Regions from separate parts of the Homo sapiens genome. Here region 1 is linked to region 2. The links are chromatin contacts, found by Hi-C or POLR2A ChIA-PET in ENCODE. All regions are on one chromosome and are shown on one strand. Each heading gives the region's core, a stretch centred on a gene start or an enhancer-like site at or near the end of the contact. The rest is flanking DNA. Distances are from core to core; before and after follow the strand shown. Region 1 overlaps CD44 (CD44 molecule (IN blood group)). Region 2 holds the start of NAT10 (N-acetyltransferase 10).

The links. Hi-C counts contacts between places; a loop is a spot of excess contacts on that map. ChIA-PET counts read pairs that join two places held with the same protein, here RNA polymerase II (POLR2A). Pooled maps may share reads with other maps.
Region 1: a loop to region 2 is called in a map of CD4-positive, alpha-beta T cell, with 4 times the contacts of the local background. The contact joins the enhancer-like site here to the promoter of NAT10 in region 2. A Hi-C loop is called at or near these places in 2 of 168 maps with a recorded cell type or tissue (CD4-positive, alpha-beta T cell and naive thymus-derived CD4-positive, alpha-beta T cell) and 6 of 50 pooled maps. POLR2A ChIA-PET finds 5 or more read pairs at or near these places in 1 of 52 experiments (Panc1).

What each region holds. Positions count from the first base shown.
Region 1 is chr11:35,164,264-35,167,972 of GRCh38, reverse strand. The region is part of intron 1 of CD44 (CD44 molecule (IN blood group)); the gene reads right to left. Among named protein-coding and RNA genes, the nearest start is that of SNORD164, 3.2 kb to the right of the region's middle. RefSeq lists an enhancer at 1,885-1,944 and a silencer at 2,365-2,414. Within about 2 kb of position 1,277, at least 31 of the 41 ENCODE cell types and tissues checked have a DNase peak (open chromatin) inside an H3K27ac peak, as active enhancers do; they include CD4-positive, alpha-beta T cell and Panc1, where a contact is called at or near this core.
Region 2 is chr11:34,103,235-34,107,177 of GRCh38, reverse strand. It overlaps NAT10 (N-acetyltransferase 10), which reads right to left and starts at 1,549. Exons shown (of 29, transcript NM_024662.3): 1 at 1,386-1,549. RefSeq lists an enhancer at 1,337-1,796.

The DNA.
Region 1 (3,709 bases), core at 28-2,527, 1.1 Mb before region 2:
CTCTGATTCTGCCTGTTGGTCTTCCCATCATACTCTTGGGAATTTAGAAAGCCCAAACCTAGTCGTAGCCCCCAGGCCTCCTGCCCTTTACAGCCTGAATGCTCTCTCTACAATTAGGCAGGGCTCTTAGGAGAGGACTCCAGGACTTGGGGTTGGCCCAGGGTTGGGTCACCAAGGACACAGGCTGTCCTTGTGACATTACGAGATGTCTGCAGCCAAACCCAAAAATCTAGACTGACCAAGCTAAGGCTCCAGGTTGATGTAGCTGGAACATAGCTCTCTGGGTGGACTGCACCCAAAGTGATTGAGCTCCTGGGAGTCAACCACACACAAACCACTTGGGCAGCCAGAAGCACTGGTAAGCTCTCCAAATTTTTTATTTTTACAGTGTTTATCATTAAAAAGCCAGGATTCTATTTCTGTCCTCTGATTTGCTGAGCTCATGTCCAAAACAGATTGCACAACTAATAAATCTTACTGAGCTGGTTCTGATCAGAAGTAGGAAGGGAAAAGGACAAGGTTTTGTTGTTTTAAAGCATTATTGTTAATTGGATTATCTATTTTTAAAGCCAGGAGGCACAATGGGAAGCTTCTAACCAATTTCTCTTGTGACACAGGAGAAAATAAAATCAAGGATAGCCGAGTATGGTCCTCCAGCAAGTTAAAAAACAAAACAAAACAAACAAAAAACAAAAACAAAAACACACACACACACACACAAAACTCAGTGGTTCATAATTGCAGATTTCTGACTCCTACACCAGTGCTGTTGCTACTGATCTATCTTTCATAAGAGGTCTGAGCAAGCTGCTCTCAAAAAAGCCACAACTCACTGTCTTAATAGGACACGAAGAAGTCATTTTCTTCTTCATTTGTTCGAAGGCTTCAAAGCCCAGAAGTTTTCATCTGGGAGTCTTTCTAGCTATTGTGCCCTCTGCTGCCCCCCAGGCCTGCCAGTCTAGAAGGCTGGCACATCACTCGCCCCCATCTCCTGATGCCCATGTGATGGGCTCCTGGTGAAAGGGTGTATTGTTTAGCATCCACTTCTGAATGAGGCCAGAATCACACTTGGTGGCCGAATCGCCTTTGGCTGCCCAGTGCAGACCATGAGTCTTGAGTGACTCAGTCTCTCCCGGAATTGCCCTGGAGGCAGATGAGGGTTTAATGAGCAGAGAAAACAGTCATGCACAATCATACCCAGAGAATTTCCTCCAGAATGTGCCCTGGGTTGCTTTCAACTGAGCTATTCATCACTTGGCACTTAGAAATGCAAGGCACCCCAACGTCTTGGCGCCTGGCTGGACCCCCTGATTTCTCTGCCTTTTTTCCGTGGAGCCTGGAGCCTGTCATGGCAGTCAACGCTGAACCAACATGGAGGGGCCTGTCACATTGGAGAAGAATCCCAAGGGTTCTCCTAGCTGTTACCCTGGCCCTTCAGCCAAGGCCACCAAATGATCAACCCAATGCACAGCCTAGAAAGCTCTTGGGTTGTTTTGAGAGTTTGGAGAACAGTACTGTCCCTGTCTCCTAATGGGATGATGGGGACTTGGAGGTGAGGGTATGGAGAACTGTTTAACCCCCCACTCCTGGTCCTGGATCCAACAGAGTCTTTCTGGCAAAAGAAAGTATATGTCCCAGAACTGTTGCTTCACTGCACCAGAATTCTGTAACACCAAGTAGTCTTTGACGAGTGCGTCTTCAGGCAGAGAAACCACAGTACCCACCCCTGTGTGTTGCCATGGTGATCAGGAAATCCTCTGGCCTCACGATCTTTGTTTTCTGCTTTTTCGGATCTTATTGATTTAGCAGATTGACTAGCACAAACCCAGGATGTGGTAAATGAAATGAAAAAAGCATCTTGGGGCCCAAATAGGGTTTTTCCTCTTGCAAGTAGAAAATAAGGTTGGGCCACTTGGTTTTGTCATTGTATTTTTTTTTCTGGGTAGTTACAATGACTGATACATCACCTAATCAATATACAGTTTCTGCTAATGTCTATAGCTGGCATTTTGTGGAACTGCTTAGCTTTAGTTTGAGGGAAGACTTTCGTAACAGTTGAGGTAGGATGAGAAACTGTTACTCATAGGTAATATCTATATTTCAGGGCTGATTCATGGGTTGCTGACATGCTGAGATAAGCCGGGGGCCCCCATCTGGGAGTGGGATGCACTGGTTCTAGCCTAAACTCTGTTAATTATAAGCTAATTATGTGACCTTGAATAACTCCCTGTAGCTCCCCCAGGCACACCTTGCCTTCCTGCCACCCAAGATGAAATAAAAAGTTATGAAATTTTGGAGCTTGGGGGATAAAAGTGAGAAGGTTGATGTGCATACCTGGGACAGTATTAAAATCTCAAAAAGCTTCTCAGAAACCTCATATGAATTAAGACACATTGGGGCTCCACCCTCAGCAGAACCGAATGGATTAAAGTACATCAGGCTTTGCTATTCTTGCCACGTAGCAGTTTCCTTCACCAATTATAAAGCACTTTCACACCCAAAAGCAGCCTGTGAGGCCCAGAGGGTAGGTACTACAGACCCATTTAAAAGGTGAAGAAACTAATGGACATAAGTTTCACAGACTCAAAGTCTTACGGAGAGTTTGGTAAACCCAGATCTCAACTCAGATTTTCCAGTTCTGCTAATTTTCCCCATTCCCCTCTGGTGCTGCCTTTTCAACTTGGGTTGTCAACAGGCAAATGGGACCAGTGGAAGCATTCAGAGAGAAGATTGATGGTTTTCAGATGTTTCTTTCTCTCCCTGACATGATGTCTTAGGCACAACCACAGTATTTCAAGTGGTTGAAAATCAAGCTGAGCTAATGGGGGCTGGAGTGAGGGTGGAAGGGCAGACCCAGAGACTCAATCTACCAGATGCTCATTCTCTTCCAGCACCCACCCTACCCCATCAATTGTTCTGGCACCCACCACAAAGCCCTAAGAGCCTTGGTGGAAAAGTCTGGAAAATACTGTGGTAGGGGCCAATCAAAGTGACGATGGCCACCACTTAGTAAGTCCTGCAATAAACCAGGGGCTCCAAAGCATTTGGAAACCTAGGAGGGTAAATCATCCCATGCAACGGACATACAAACAGATGCTCAGAGCAATTAGTACAGCTCAAAGGCTGCAGCCCAAATGAAATATATTGTGCAAAAATGCTATCCATGAGCCAGGCTTAGTATTATCATTTTTGTATTCTTCCCTTCATTATTAAGAACACAAATATCTTGCAACTTAAAGTTTTTCATAAAGATTGTCCCTTGCTCACTCTGCAGAGGAGATAGCAAAGTTTGAGTTTCCAATCCTACTCTAAGGAGACTGGGCTGGGTAAATAGTGGACTTGGCCAGATTTATACAATCAAAAACTGCAGTTAAGACTTGTTGTCTTTGAAGATACAGCCATCCAGATGGAGAGAAGCAAAAGGTCACCACCAATTCCACCAGAGCCCAACTTCAACACACAGCCCACGGCATCTCCAAATTTGATTTTCTTTCCTCTTGCCTCTTTTAGCATCTCCTTAAGTGAAAAAGAAAAGATTCTGCAATGTATGGAGCTGCTAATTTGTGTCAGATTGTAGTCTATGTGCCTTAATAGATGCTATACCTTGAGAAGTCAAAAAATCACCCCCATTTCACAGATGCAACAAGTGAGGCTGAGTACAATCCACTCAGCATCCTGCTATGAATGTGGCAAGAGCCAGGAGTCAAAC
Region 2 (3,943 bases), core at 300-2,799:
AGTGGTAGTGGAGCTGCAGGAGAGGCTGAGGCAAGAGAATCACTTGAATCCGGTAGGCGGAAGTTGCAGTGAGCCGAGATGGTGTGCCATTGCACTCCAGCCTAGGCGACAGAGTGAGACTCCGTCTCAAAAAAAAAAAAAAAAAAGTTCTGTGATTACCTACAGTAAAATACTGCATCATCCCAATAAATACATCAAAAAAACCATCAGAAATATCACTGTAAAAGTAACATGCTACTTAGATGTAAAAGTGACATGCTACTTAGAAACTCTGGTACCTACTGCATTATAAACATAAAGCTCATTTACTGAAACTTACCATACCTTAACTGTCCCTTCTAACCTTCCAATCCAAACAGATTTTAGCATATGTCTTACTATAAAACACTAAGTCACTGTCAAGGACCCCAATTTATACGTAAAGGAGAAAGTATAAAGAATTCAAATATCCCGAGGCAGAAAAACGACAGACAGAATTCACACTCAAGTCTTCCTGACTCCAAAGCCTGAGCTCTTCCCAGTTCGCCAATCTTCCCAACTTGTAAACCTTGTGTTGCCGGCCACATAAAGATCCCGCAAAAATCAATCAACAACTAATTAATGGGGGCTGCCTTTTGCTCTAGCTACTGTGGGAGCCCCAGAAGTAGTACCACAAGGCCCTTGACTTCAAGCTTGCATTCTTCTTGAAGAAGGTATTTAAGAGAATGAGATGAGGAACAAGAACACAGGTAAAATTAGATGTAAAAAAAAAAAAAATAGCTATACTGAGGGACCGGTCAGATGAAGGAAGGGCTGAGATTACTATGGGCTGAAGCTGTCATGGAAGGCCTGGATGGGGAAGGCCTTGAAGGAGATGATTATTTTTCGCTCACTCATTCGTCTATCTACACATAACATCTATGTGGCAGGCACCATTTTAGGTGCACTGGCAAACAAAACCAAGTCCTGAATGTGACTGCTGAATAAAGAGTATAAAGGAATGTGCACAGTGAAGGATTTAAGAACGTGGAAGGATCTGGAATCAGATTACCCTAAGTATAATGCCCAGACCTGCAGCCAGGCACTGCGGGCAAGCTCCACGGAAAACAACTGTTGTCACCCACCCATTCACCCCGACTCCCCAGTTACAGGCACTACTTAGAGGTGGTTATCGAGCCACGCAAATCCCCGAGGACGCTCGAGAAGCACGCGCCGAGAGCGGCTGCGTATTGGAGAGGTGATTCTGTTATCTTGGAGCGCCCCAAAAGAGGGGTGGAGGACAAACGGCGTAGGCCAGGTATCCGTCCGGATGCAGAGCCTTCATCCTGAGGCCGGTCCCCTCTCGACCCAGGAAGAACACAGACACCGATCTTGGCATCCATACCCGGCCCTCCCGCGTTGGGTACCTGCGCCCCGAGCCCGGGGGATCCCAGCCAGTGGAGAAGGGGAAGCACGTGGGAGCACGGAACAACTCCGAAAGAGAAGGCACAGCTGACTGCCCCTAGCGTATGCCTGGTGTCCGGGTCACGTAGTAAGCCTGGCTCCGCGGCACGCGTCCCTCTCAGGAACTGGTAGACAGCACGTGCGCAAGCGCATTAAAGTCGCAGAGATGGCGAGCGAGAAGGGACCTTCCTCAAGGCTGTCGCTGAGTAATGACGTAAGCCACCAGAAGCGGAGCTGAGGCCTAGATGTCCACTGCGGTTGCGCATTTTAGTCCCACTGCTCGCGGTAGCTGGGTGTTGGCTGCGGTTTGCCTCTTCACTCTTCATATCCCAGCTAAAGTACCTCGGCTAAGAAGGGCAAAATAGATGTCCGCACCCCAGGGCCTGCCCACGTAGGTCCAGGGTTTTCAGCGTCAGCCTGGTTACGCGAAACGCGACGGATCCAACGATTTGTGTTCAATTTAACCGATCCCCGTTAAGTTGAGGAAACTCGGCCAACAGACCTATTTTATTGGTTTCGCTTGGCCCTCCACCCCCACAGTACTGATCTTACAGATGGGAATCCTGTAATCTACCCATGACTGCGGCCGCTGTACTTTGCAGGCTCCCATTAGGCCTGTATATGGTCGTCAAATGAAATTACTCCCCCTGGGCTTCCAGTGAACTCCAAGAACATGACTACAGGGACAACCTATACATAGTGTTGCATTCTTGACTTTGGGGCAGATCGCTGAACTTCAAAAAACATTATCAACTGCTTGATGTTTCCTCCTGGATACCGCAAATGTCTGAATCCAAACCCCTTCCCCAGATACACTTTTAATGTCATCAGCAGCACTACCCATTTAATCCAACATCCATCATGAAATTTTTTAGTTCATTCAGCAAAATGTGAATATGCCCACGCACTATTCTGCTCACAAGGGATAGTGTCCAAAATGTTCCTGCCCCTCGTGGTTAATTCTAGGTTAAGTTTTAAATGCTATTAAGCAGAAGTATCCAGTGAGTAAAGTGACTAAGGATACTATTTTAGAAACGAACACTGAAGGCCTCTGACGGGGTGACACTGGATGGAACAAGGACCTGAAATTTAGAAAGAATGAGCCCTGAGAATATGAGTGAAAAACTTCCCCGTGCCAAAGATGTACATACAAAAGCTCCAAGATGGGGGAGTCCTGGCAAAGCAGTCAGTGTGGCCAAAGCAGTGGGCAAGTGAAGGACCAGATTTAGAATTTAATTCTAGTCATGATGAGAAACCACTGGAGTTTGTGGGGGACAGGGAAATGAGAAAATCTGCTTTGCCCTCTTAAAAGGCTTCCTGTTATGCAAAAACTAAATCACAGGAAGGCAAAAGTAGAAAAAGGAGAACAATTATAAGCTATTGTAGTCACCTGTGCTAGGATGGTAGTTGTGGTAGTAGTTAGAAGTATAAGATAACTCTGGATATTCAAGTTAGAACCACGTGGACTCACTTAAGGATTAGATGCAGGTTATAAAAGTACATTGAAGATGGCACCCAAAACATTTGCTCTGAGCAACTGGATGAATGAACAACTGGTGTTGGGTAATCAAGGAGTTGACTTGGAATATTGAGAAATTCATATCAAGATGTTGAATATGAGTTTTGAGAGGTTTGGGGCCTAGAAATATTCAGGACTAAAATGCTGATCATATTCAAAATCATGGGATTGGATCAGATCACCCAGGGAAGAACACAGCTAGAGATGAAGTCTGACATCCAAGACCTGGAGAAATCAGCAAAGGATACTGAGTAGTGACCAGTGAGATAGGGAATCCATAGAATCCATTCACTACCACCACCCCATCCGCACCTTAAGTTGGAATCCATTTCTCACATGGGCCACTCCAACAAGCCTCCTTACCATCTCTTGGTCCATATATGTTGTTCATTGCATTGAATGTTCTTTAAATGGTAACTTTATTAAGTGAGCCACCAACCCCACCCCAAACAATACAGCCTTTTTTTTTTTTTTTTTTTTTTTTTTTTTTTTTTTTTTTTTGTGAGACGAAGTCTCGCTCTGTCGCCCAGGCTGGAATGCAGTGGCGCGATCTCTGCTCACTGCAACCTTCACTTCCCGGGTTCAAGCGATTCTTCTGCCTCAGCCTCTCAAATAGCTGAGACTACAGGCGCATGCCACAACGCCTGGCTACTTTTTTATTTTTAATAGAGACGGGATTTCACCATATTGGCCAGGCTGGTCTCAAACTCCTGACCTCGTGATCCACCCGCCTCGGCCTCCCAAAGTGCTGGGATTACAGGCACAAGCCACCACACCCGGCCCAACACACAGCTTTAAAACCTTCAATAGTTTGCAACTGTTCTTAAGAGACAAAACATGGGATGCAACTATTATGCCGTCCATAGTAGCCTTTACCTGTTTCTCTAACCTGTAACTCTGCTAGTCCTTTCTCTTTCCACTTGATCCTGATAACTTTCTCAGTCACTGGTGATCAGATGTTTAGGTATGTTCTTCTCTCCCTTTCTTTGACTAGTCTGCTAC